Linked DNA regions of Homo sapiens: regions 1, 2 and 4 are each linked to region 3. Evidence: chromatin loops called from intact Hi-C (ENCODE). Cell type or tissue: endothelial cell of umbilical vein. All regions are shown on one strand.

Region 1 (2,500 bases), 81 kb before region 3:
GCTGAGGCAGGTGGATCAGCTGAGGTCAGGAGTTTGAGACCAGCCTGACCAACAAGGTGAAACCCCGTCTTTACTAAAAATACAAAACTTAGCCAGGCGTGGTGGTAGGCACCTGTAGTCCCAGCTACTCGGGAGGCTGAGACAGGAGAATTGCTTGATCCCGGGAGGCGGAGGTTGCAGTAAGCCGAGATCGCGCCACTGCACTCCAGCCTTGGCGGCAGAGCGAGACTCCATCTCAAAAAAAAGAAGAAAAAAAAAAGTATACATAATTTCATCAAAATATTTCTAAAAATCTTTATAGCAGCCCTATTGGTAATAGCCAAAAACTAGAAATACTATACATACAGCATGAGAATAACAAACTGCTACATAACTTGAATAAATCTCACAAATAAAATATTGAGCAAAAATCAGAAACTAAGGACTAAATACCATATTACTCCATTTATATAAAGTAAATAATAGGTGAAATTCATTGATAATGTTGGAAGTCCAGATAATGATTACCTTTGGAACCATGAAGTGGGGCTTCCGGGATGCAATAATGCTCTTTCCTGATCTAGATACTGGATACATGGGTATTTACACTTTGTGAAAATTCACCGAGCTGTACACTTACGATTCATGCACTTTTCTGTATGTCTTTATACTTTAAATATTAACGCAATAAAAATATCTCTATAAACTCTACTCCTTTGAAGGAAAATTGTATACATCTCCCATTCATTTTGCTGATTGCCATCATTACCTCCCATCAATGACATGTCTTGATTCCTATTCCTCACATTAAAAATTAAACTGTTTTAATTAATTTTATTGGCATACGATTGCATAGAATGATTATGTAATTGTCATTTTAGATGAACTCCATACCAGATCACAAGGAAAAACTTTGAAACGCCAATAATTTGTGATAGTATATTCAAGTTATCTGGGGAAGAAAAGAACACCTCCTTGAAATGTAGTTTTGTTTGGCCCTTTGTTTTGGCTTATTTCTATCTACTACCACTGTGATTTAACCTGCATAAAATGCTCAAAGGAGCTTTTCCAAACGCGTGTGTTTGTGGAAAGTTGTTCCTTTCTACCATCCTTGTCTAATAATGCGGCTGTCTTGTTCCCTCCATCCATAGAGCTTAAAATGCTTCCCAAACGTTGCACCAGGTCCAGGGACATTGTGAATCAAAAAAGAAAAAAAAAAATTCTAACAGTATCTTTTTACAGCATGGCTTAGCGCGCTTAAAGAAGCCCCTCATTCTTCGCCCACACTTCCACGTGTGAGAAATGAAATATAAAACGACTCTCTCATGGGCACAGAGTCGATCAGAGGTTGAGCGAGGACTGGAACCTTCTGACTAACCGCGACTTAAGGGGAAAAAAACAAAAAAAATACACCCTTGAATAAATGCTCAGCTGCTCAGGTCCAGTATTAGGAAACTGGAGACAATACCAAAACCATACCCAGAAAGAGCTGTCTGCCACCTGAGGACCCCACGACACTGACCTTCGAGAGAGCCCCATCACTCCCGGCCACGCGGGGTCAGCATTCACTAAGTACAGATTCCGCGGGGCCCCTTCTCCTTCTCCAAGGAAAAGTCTGCGGCCGAAAACTCCAGGGCTGATCTGTGCCCACCACTATCATTCTCCGTCGCCCAAACCTCCCTGCCCAACCGTTTACCTGAGATGCGCCTGGCATAGACCGGGGAGTCGACACTGCGCGCTTGCCGAGTTTCTCAGGCCGAGTGCGCAGCCACCGCGTCAGCCAATCGCCACTGGCTCAGAGCCTCCTGGCTCGAGACTCACCCACAGACGATCCGGCGGAGGAGCGGGGCGGCGCGTGGGGCCTACGGGGCGGCGGCGCGCCGCAGGGGAGAGCGCAAGCGGCGAGCACCGGGCATGCGCGTGCCGCGCTGCCGGGCCGCGAGGCGGGGCCTCCAGGAGAAAGAGAGAGCTTGGGAAGAAGGCCCGGGAGGAGTTTGGAGAGAAAGTAGTCGAACTTAGTCTGCTGCGGTGGTTGCCCTAACGGGATGCTTATGGTTGTCGAATCCAAGACGACGAGCGCAGAACGCTCTTTCTCTTCTGAAAGAGCAAAACGTTGTCTGGACAAAACCTAATAGGATTAGAAGAGGGAGAACGCGGAACTAAAAACGGTGTCTTGTGGCCTCATACTTGGCCTCGTCGAGTTTTCCCAAGACCTGTCGAAATTGTGCTTTCCTTCTTTGTGTGTGGTTTGGGATGAGAGGTGGGAGGGACGTGTTTCGAAGCGGCGGTCAAGTGAAAATGGCACCAGATCGGGCTCCGGTTGAGTGAGCAAAAGTACTATCTAGATCCTGGCCAAAGAACGTTTCACACTAAAACCTTGGAGCTGGTGACTTTTTTTTTTTTTTTTTTTTTTGACTGAAGTGCTGGATGAGATTACGATATGTGAATCCTCTAAGAAAAAATGTTAAACCTTACAGAATTTAAAAATGTCCAAAGTTTTCAATTGGCCTACCTCCGTGAA
Region 2 (2,500 bases), 360 kb after region 3:
AGGCAAATGAGAATGGTGTGCCAGTCTGAGGGAACCACCTCTTTTATTATGGGATGGCACCACCCCAGCATTCTATCAAGCTTTTCAGTGTAGAAATCAAGCCAAATTCTGGCTCTATCCTAAGCCATAGCTGCCAGGACCATATAGAGAAACATGTGGCTGGATGGTTGGAAGCACTTGGCTCAGCCATGCAGAAAATCCACTTTATGTGCTGAGTCCCAGCCTCTCATTTGCCATCCTGGTACAGATGCCAGGCCTGTTACATGGACCCACTTGGCCTCCAGAGGGAGGGGTGGAGCTCTGAGGCCTTCACCAGGAACATGCTGTGGAGCTGGTGGCCAGTAAGAAAGATATCAATTAAGTACAAAAGGCAAGTAATGGACTAATCTGTTTTTGATTCCTCTTATGTTGATAAAAACGATCTATGTGTTCATATATTTGATATATATAGATTTTTTTTAATTTCCAGAAGAAAATGAGTGGTCAAAGTGTGGTTCACAATAAGCACAGAAATTGAGAGTGTTTAGAAATGTTAAAGCAATTTGATATTACCATAGCATCCAAGTGTGTGAGCTGTTGAACTTTGTCGCCATAGCACAGATGCATTGCCATGCCCCATGGGAGTTTGGGTCACATAGAGATCAATGACCGCCACCACAGGGCACTGACAGGGATGAAGGAAAAAAATCACCTTGCCTGTGAGTGTGTATATGTGTGTGCACACATGAGTGCTTGTGTGCATACATGTATGGTTCATGGAAATGTTATATGTGCAAAATGCCCACTTTCTGAATACAGTGGTGGTTTTACATGGTGAGTGATAACTGAATTCTTCCCTGATATCACACTGTTGCTTCTTCAGTGAATAGGGAACCTCCATCCCTATAGCTGGATAAAAACTGGAGTCAGACTTTTCTAAAATGTTGTTGGATACCAGATTTGTCCTCATTCATTATTATTTAATATAAATGGGAGTGTGGTTTTAGACTATGGTTTTTCAAGGGTCCAAACTAAGTGGAATTCTTTGTTTCATTTTCTTTTCCTCTTTATTTTAGAATTGTAGATTGTTTGTGTGATTTTAATTTTAAATTTTTATTTTCCTCTACTATTTTCTGAGCATTTACAGTTTTCATCATAATTCAGACTTTAAAGATGATTATTAACTGTGTATTGAGTTTTCTAAATTCAATTTTTCTCATCCCTTAGCTCTCCTGAAAACAATTATTCTTCCTTTGCCACCGATTTTGCTACTGGCAGTGAAAATGCATTACTATGAAAATTACTGAATTCTGTAGGAAGACAAAGTACAAGTAGATAAATTAATAACATATTTCCTATTAAATTTAACTTTTCCTTGTATTATACTTTTATCTCTTTTTTTTTCTCTTTTGGGCACTGTCTTTTGTATGTTCGTGCCATCAATTTATATCATTCTGGAAATTCTTTCAAGTGCCCACAGTGTGTATGCTGTGTGATATGGCACAGGGGACAGACCACAGGCTTCAGGATCAGAGAGATCTGGGCTTCCGTCCCATATCAATTACTTCTTAACTATGTAGATAAGCTACTTAGGTTCCAAGAATCTTTGTTTCCACATCTGTAAATAAAGATGAAATCAAATTGTGTGTTAAGCAACTCTCATCGAATCTTATTTCCCTTCCCTTTTCCCCTTTAATGTACTTGGAAGATATTTATCCTCACCCACCCACCTTATTTTTTCTATCATATATAGCCTTAAGGAAGTAGAAGAGTGGTAGGTTTGCAGTCTGAAGGCTATAAGCTGCTATAGAACTAGAAGAACTGATATCCCAGTTTAAAGGCTGAGCTCAGGCTGGAGAAGTTTCTCTTTCTCCAGGAAAGGTCAGCCTTTTGTTCTACTCAGGCCTTCAACTGATTGGATGAGACCCACCCACATTATGAAGGGCTATCTGCTTTATTCCATCTCCTGACTTAAATGTTACTCTCACCCAAAAACATCCTCACAGAAACACTCAGAATAACGTTTGACCAAATATCTGGGCACCCTGTAGCCTAGTCAAGTTGATACATAAAATTAGCCTGGTGAATAGAATCAGGTAAAAGTTTCCAAAAAATGGATCTGGGATCAAAGCAGGATCACTTTGATCTCTCTTTGATCTGCTCGCTTTTTCTCTCTCTTTCTCTCTCTCTCTCTCTCTCTCTCTCTCTCTCTCTCTCTCTGTCCCCAGTGAGAGAGCCATCTCAAGATTGTATGGAAACCCTGAATGTTCTGAGATCCTGCCATCTAGAGGTGCCTCATCAGAAGCCAGGTAACAACTTGGTGGATACACTATAGAGAGAAATCAAGCTTCAGAGGAGAGGACTAAAGAGCTGTGACGGGCCCTTTCTAGTTCAGAAGTGCTATGGTTCTGAAATTCTATAAATATTGGCTTTGCTTCTGGTGGATTTTGTCAAATGATTTAGTTTTAAATCATCAATGTCTTTACAGTATGCAACTACTAAGCATTAACTTCCCTTTAGG
Region 3 (2,500 bases):
AAAAGATAGTCCAGGGAATTACTCTGCTTAAATTTAAGGTTGGTTTTATGTACTTCCTTAGTAGTTGTCTCAATCCTTAAATATCTTTTAAAATAAGAAAAATAAGTTGGACTATTATCAATAATAGTGTAACCACTCAATGGGTTCTTCTTACCCACTGCCCAGATAAAGCCAATTTATCAAGGCAGGGGAACTGCAATAGAGAAAGAGCTTTACATATTCAGAACCAGTTAAACAGGAGAGCGGAGTTTTATTATTACTCAAATCAGCCTCCCTAAAAATTTGGAGGCTAGAGTTTTTCAAAAATAGTTGGGAGGAGGCAGGTGGCTGGGGAATGGGAGCTGCTGATTGTTTGGGGGTACAATCACAGAGCTGTGGAAAATGGTCTTCCTGTTTGCTGAGTCTGCTTCTAGGTGGGGCCACAGGACTTGTTGGTGGATCTGGGTGGAGCCATCAGTTGTCAGAAATGCAAAAACCTGAAAAGACATCTCAAAAGTCCATTCTTAGGTTCTAACAATAGTGGTGTTATCTGCAGGAGTGGTTGGAGAAGCTGCAAATATTGTGACCTCTGGAATAATGGCTGGTAATCCATTACATCTGTACGTTAGTATAATTCGGGTTCCTACCATCCTCCTAACTTGGTGGCCTTTCATTAGTTTTGCAAAGGTGGTTTAGTTTCTGGGGAGGGCTATTATCATTTAAACTATAAATTAAGCTTTTTGGGAGGAGGGGAATCCATACAAAAAAGAATCATTTTGTAGTCTTAAAATATTTGTTAATTTAATAAAGTTTTTAAACTATCTTTAGTGATTGGACTTCCTACCAAAATGACAAAAAAAAAAAACAAACAAAAAAAAACTATGTTTGGTGAATTTTATGTATCCAGTAACTACTTTTTGCTTTGTGATCCTGTATTTTTATCCTCAGATTGCTTATGTATTTCTGCATTTAGGAAGGAGATGGCAGTATTGAGCCTTGGCAGTGACTTAACCCCACTATTTGAAGGAGCTTAAAAGTTCTTCATAGAGAGGTATCAGTTTCATCTCTTGGGATTTTATTTTCTACACTTCCCCCCTCTCCCTCTTTGTATTCCCATGTGGAGAGTGAAAAACGTACTCTAGTATATGTTATATTAGATCTGTCATACCAGGATACTATTAAATTACTTATTCTCATTTCTACACATCTAAGAATGCCGACTTAAGGGATGTATAGAAAAAACTCTCTTCTAAAATAAAGAGAGCCAGCTCTAAAATGCAAAAGTATGTTTACGATGTGCCTGTTTTCCTAAGGCTTTGACAGGAAGAATTAACTTTACATTTCCAACATACAAAACACTTTACTGAGCCACATCTTATGGTAAATAAACTGTGCTCTGGGAATAAATTTTTCACCATTTCTTTTTTAGGGCAATAAGCTACTGCTAAGAAAATGACTTTTTCTAGTGCTGATGCCCTGAAAAAAAGTTTAGATGATGAGAGGAATTATTTACTTAGACTCCATTCACAGCCACTGTTTTGCCTGCATTCCAAATTTCAAAAGGATGATTCATGTACCTTTTAGCTCTATGTTGAAAAATAAAATGAGTCACAGTGCCCTTTGTCAATATCAAGAGTAATTAAAGAGTACATTTTTCAGCTATAAACTATAAGAAAAACAGAATGCTACCACGTAAAGTTGTAGTAAGTTGTTTTTAAAAGTATAAGCCAAGATTAGCAAACTGAGCCGCCATGTCAAAGGATCTGAATTGGTAGTTGGAATGGCACCCAATACTACAAGTTATGTTTTGAAAAGCTGTCCTGCCATGCTTAAAATAAGAAAAAGAAATATTTTAACTCATAAGATTATGTGGCTTTCTTTGAAATCTGGGCAATTAAATCACATACAAAAAGATGTGTAGTTGTTTAGTTTGATTATCATTGACAGTGGGATTTTCTTTGGTACCTTAACTTTTATATGTTCAAAATTGTTGTTGAAATGTTATGTGACAAATAATTTGTGGATTTAACTAAGCCAGCAAGCATATTTGGTTTCTATTATAAGTGAAGGACCCAACAACAACATCTTCATTTCATATTGTTCCGATAAATTTAATGACATTATTTTTTTTTGAACCAAAAGGAAATTTTTTCTCAGCTGGATTCTTTCACTGTAGGTTTTAATCACAAACTTTGAAAATGAGAACATAGCTATTATTTTTTATTAAAAGGATATGTTCTGGTTAGTTTGGAAAGGTCTGCCTAGTAAGGGCTTTCAATAACATGTCCAAGGACTTCAAATGTAATGCTGAAGTTAGAGAAAGTCAAATATGCCTTGTAGTACCATTGTATCTTAAGTGTTGTAAGATGCACACAAAGTGAATGTATATGCATTGTAAGGTAGTAAATTGTAAATTCCAACTGAGAAGAGGCCAGTGAAAGATTATCTACCCGGAGTGGGACATAGGTCTGTATATGTGGTACCAAGCTCATCTTGAGAGAGGGTATTGTACATGTGCTGT
Region 4 (2,500 bases), 140 kb after region 3:
GTAGATACCCAGTCATGGGATTGCTGGATCAAAAGGTAGTTCTGTTTTAGTACTTTGAGAAATCTCCATACTGTTTTCTACAGGGGTTGAACTAACTTACATTTTCACCAGCATTGTGTAAGCATTCTCTTTTTTCCACATATTTTTTGTTTCTTTACTTTTTCATAATAGAGTACTGTAAATATTGGGGTAAGAAAAGTAGAAGCTTCTGAGGGGAGGTTTTTGACTGTTTTGTTTACTGCTGTATATTAGCACCTACACTAATGTCTGGCATATAGTAGGTACCCAAATGTATTTGTGAAATAAATGAATCAGAAGCATAACAGAAAGACTATGATTCCTTCCTCCCATATCTAATTTTAGAATAAAAGTAAGTGAAAGAAAGAAGCAGTGCTCTGAGAGTGAACCCAGGAATATGGACTACTCATTGAAAATGCACTTCGTAAGTGTATGCTATCTAGAACATCTTTATATCATGTTTCAGGGTTTTGTATTCAAGACTCTTAAATGTCAAGTGAAGAGAAAAGTAACTTTTCTTTTTAAAAACTTTATAGGATTAATGTCTAGAGATAGTTAATATCAAATGAAAGGCCAACTGTTAATTTTGGAGCATTATTCAATCATACTTTATGGTTATTAGCCATTCCTTTAGCCTATTTTGAAAAAACTCAAAGGAAATTATTTTTAATCTTTAATTTAGGCTTGGGAAAGTAAAGTAGGACAAACAAGTGTGTTCCTCTTGAAACACACTTGAAGAGGGATATTATTTAGTAAGATATATCTGCATTAGCCTTTTGTTTTGTTTGTTGTTGTTGTTGTTGTTTTTTGTTGAGATGGAGTCTCACTCTATGGCCCAGGCTGGAGTGCAGTGTCGCCGTTTTGGCTTACTGCAACCTCTGGCTCCCAGGCTCAAGCGATCCTCCCATCTCACCCCCAGAGTAGCTGGGACTACAGGTGTGTGCCACCATGCCCAGCTAATTTTTGTATTTTTGATAGAGACAGGGTTTTGCCATGTTGGTCAGGCTGGTCTTGAACTCCTGAGCTCAAGCAATCCATCTGCCTTGGCCTCCCAAAGTGGTGTGATTACTGCACCCGGTACAGCCAATTAAAAAAAAATCAGTCCACCTAATAAATACTAAAACCTTTCATGGTTAAAAATTCTACTGCTTAGATGGCCCTGTGCTTATTTTTAAAATTTTGTTCTTTGTTCCATGTGTGCGAGCCCCAACAGGATGAAAAGGAGGTTACTATGTGGTGATATTTGAATAATATTTTACTATTTTTGTACACTGCAGGTTTACTCATTAAGGAATGTTCACATTAAGAATGTTAGTCATAATACACAATGAATAATTTGGATTCTCAATGAGTCACACTTTCTGTGATGGAATATTTTGAAATAACTTCCTCATAGCATAAAACTTATTTGAAAATGAGTTTAAAATCTGTTCTATAGTTTGATTCTATTCTGAAATCTGTTCTATAATTTGGTGCTGAACTTTTACTTGTAAATAATGAGATCACATCATGTTGACAGTAATAGATACTCTCCATGTTTTGCAAGAACTTCCCAGATATTTGACTATATGGGATCACTATAGTCATACCTTAAAGGACACAAAATCATAGGCATGGCCAATGGAAAACTTAAGCGTGTTGTGTGCATGACACCAAAACAATCATTCAGTTCAGTATAATTGTGAGGATTAAAATCAGTAGATACATCAACTCGCCTGTTAGGTATTGAGTGGATCAAATAATTCAACAGTTTTTTATTTATTTTTTTAATTTAATTTTATTTTTATTATTATACTTTAAGTTCTAGGGTACATGTGCACAAGGTGCAGGTTTGTTACATATGTATACATGTGCCATGTTGGTATGCTGCACCCATTAACTCGTCATTTACATTAGCTATATCTCCTAATGCTATCCCTCCCTTTTCCCCCCACCCCACGACAGGCCCCAGTGTGTGATGTTCCCCACCCTGTGTCCAAGTGTTCTCATTGTTCAATTCCCACCTATGAGTGAGAACACGCGGTGTTTGGTTTTCTGTCCTTGCGATAGTTTGCTGAGAATGATGGTTTCCAGCTTCATCCATGTTCCTACAAAGGACATGAACTTATCCTTTTTTATGGCTGCATAGCATTCCATGGTGTATATGTGCCACATTTTCTTAATCCAGTCTATCATTGTTGGACATTTGGGTTGGTTCCAAGTCTTTGCTATTGTGAATAGTGCTGCAATAAACATACGTGTGCATGTGTCTTTATAGTAGCATAATTTATAATCCTCTGGGTATAGACCAAGTAATGGTATGGCTGGGTCAAATGATATTTCTAGTTACAGATCCTTGAGGAATCGCCACGCTGTCTTCCACAGTGATTGAACTAGTTTACAGTCCCAAGAGCAGTGTAAAAGCGTTCCTATTTCTCCACATCTTCTCCAGCACCTGTAGTTTCCTGACTTTTTAATGATCACCATTCTAACTGGTGTGAGA

What was found. Hi-C counts contacts between places; a loop is a spot of excess contacts. Peaks named below come from ENCODE experiments on the same cell type or tissue, not always from the same donor. Only the 100,000 strongest peaks of a DNase experiment are listed, where the experiment ranks them.
Region 1: it touches region 3 in a loop (6-fold over the local background); 2 of 110 quality-filtered maps call a loop at or near these places.
Region 2: it touches region 3 in a loop (2.0-fold over the local background); 3 of 110 quality-filtered maps call a loop at or near these places.
Region 4: it touches region 3 in a loop (8-fold over the local background); 9 of 110 quality-filtered maps call a loop at or near these places.

The regions. Positions count from the first base shown.
Region 1 is chr14:37,197,280-37,199,779 of GRCh38, reverse strand. It overlaps MIPOL1 (mirror-image polydactyly 1), which reads right to left and starts at 1,843. Exons shown (of 13, transcript NM_001388067.1): 1 at 1,676-1,843. In endothelial cell of umbilical vein, a CTCF peak has its summit at 1,504 (motif pointing right); a DNase peak (open chromatin) is centred at 1,869; H3K4me3 peaks cover 1,514 bases; H3K27ac peaks cover 1,656 bases.
Region 2 is chr14:36,753,619-36,756,118 of GRCh38, reverse strand. The region is part of intron 3 of SLC25A21 (solute carrier family 25 member 21); the gene reads left to right. Among named protein-coding and RNA genes, the nearest start is that of PAX9, 93 kb to the right of the region's middle. In endothelial cell of umbilical vein, no CTCF peak of the experiment used is centred here; no DNase peak of the experiment used is centred here.
Region 3 is chr14:37,116,213-37,118,712 of GRCh38, reverse strand. All of the region lies in intron 1 of SLC25A21 (solute carrier family 25 member 21), which reads left to right. Among named protein-coding and RNA genes, the nearest start is that of SLC25A21-AS1, 55 kb to the left of the region's middle. In endothelial cell of umbilical vein, a CTCF peak has its summit at 951; DNase peaks (open chromatin) are centred at 1,022 and 1,552; H3K27ac peaks cover 1,161 bases.
Region 4 is chr14:36,981,144-36,983,643 of GRCh38, reverse strand. The region is part of intron 1 of SLC25A21 (solute carrier family 25 member 21); the gene reads left to right. Among named protein-coding and RNA genes, the nearest start is that of MIR4503, 30 kb to the right of the region's middle. In endothelial cell of umbilical vein, no CTCF peak of the experiment used is centred here; a DNase peak (open chromatin) is centred at 1,333; H3K27ac peaks cover 946 bases.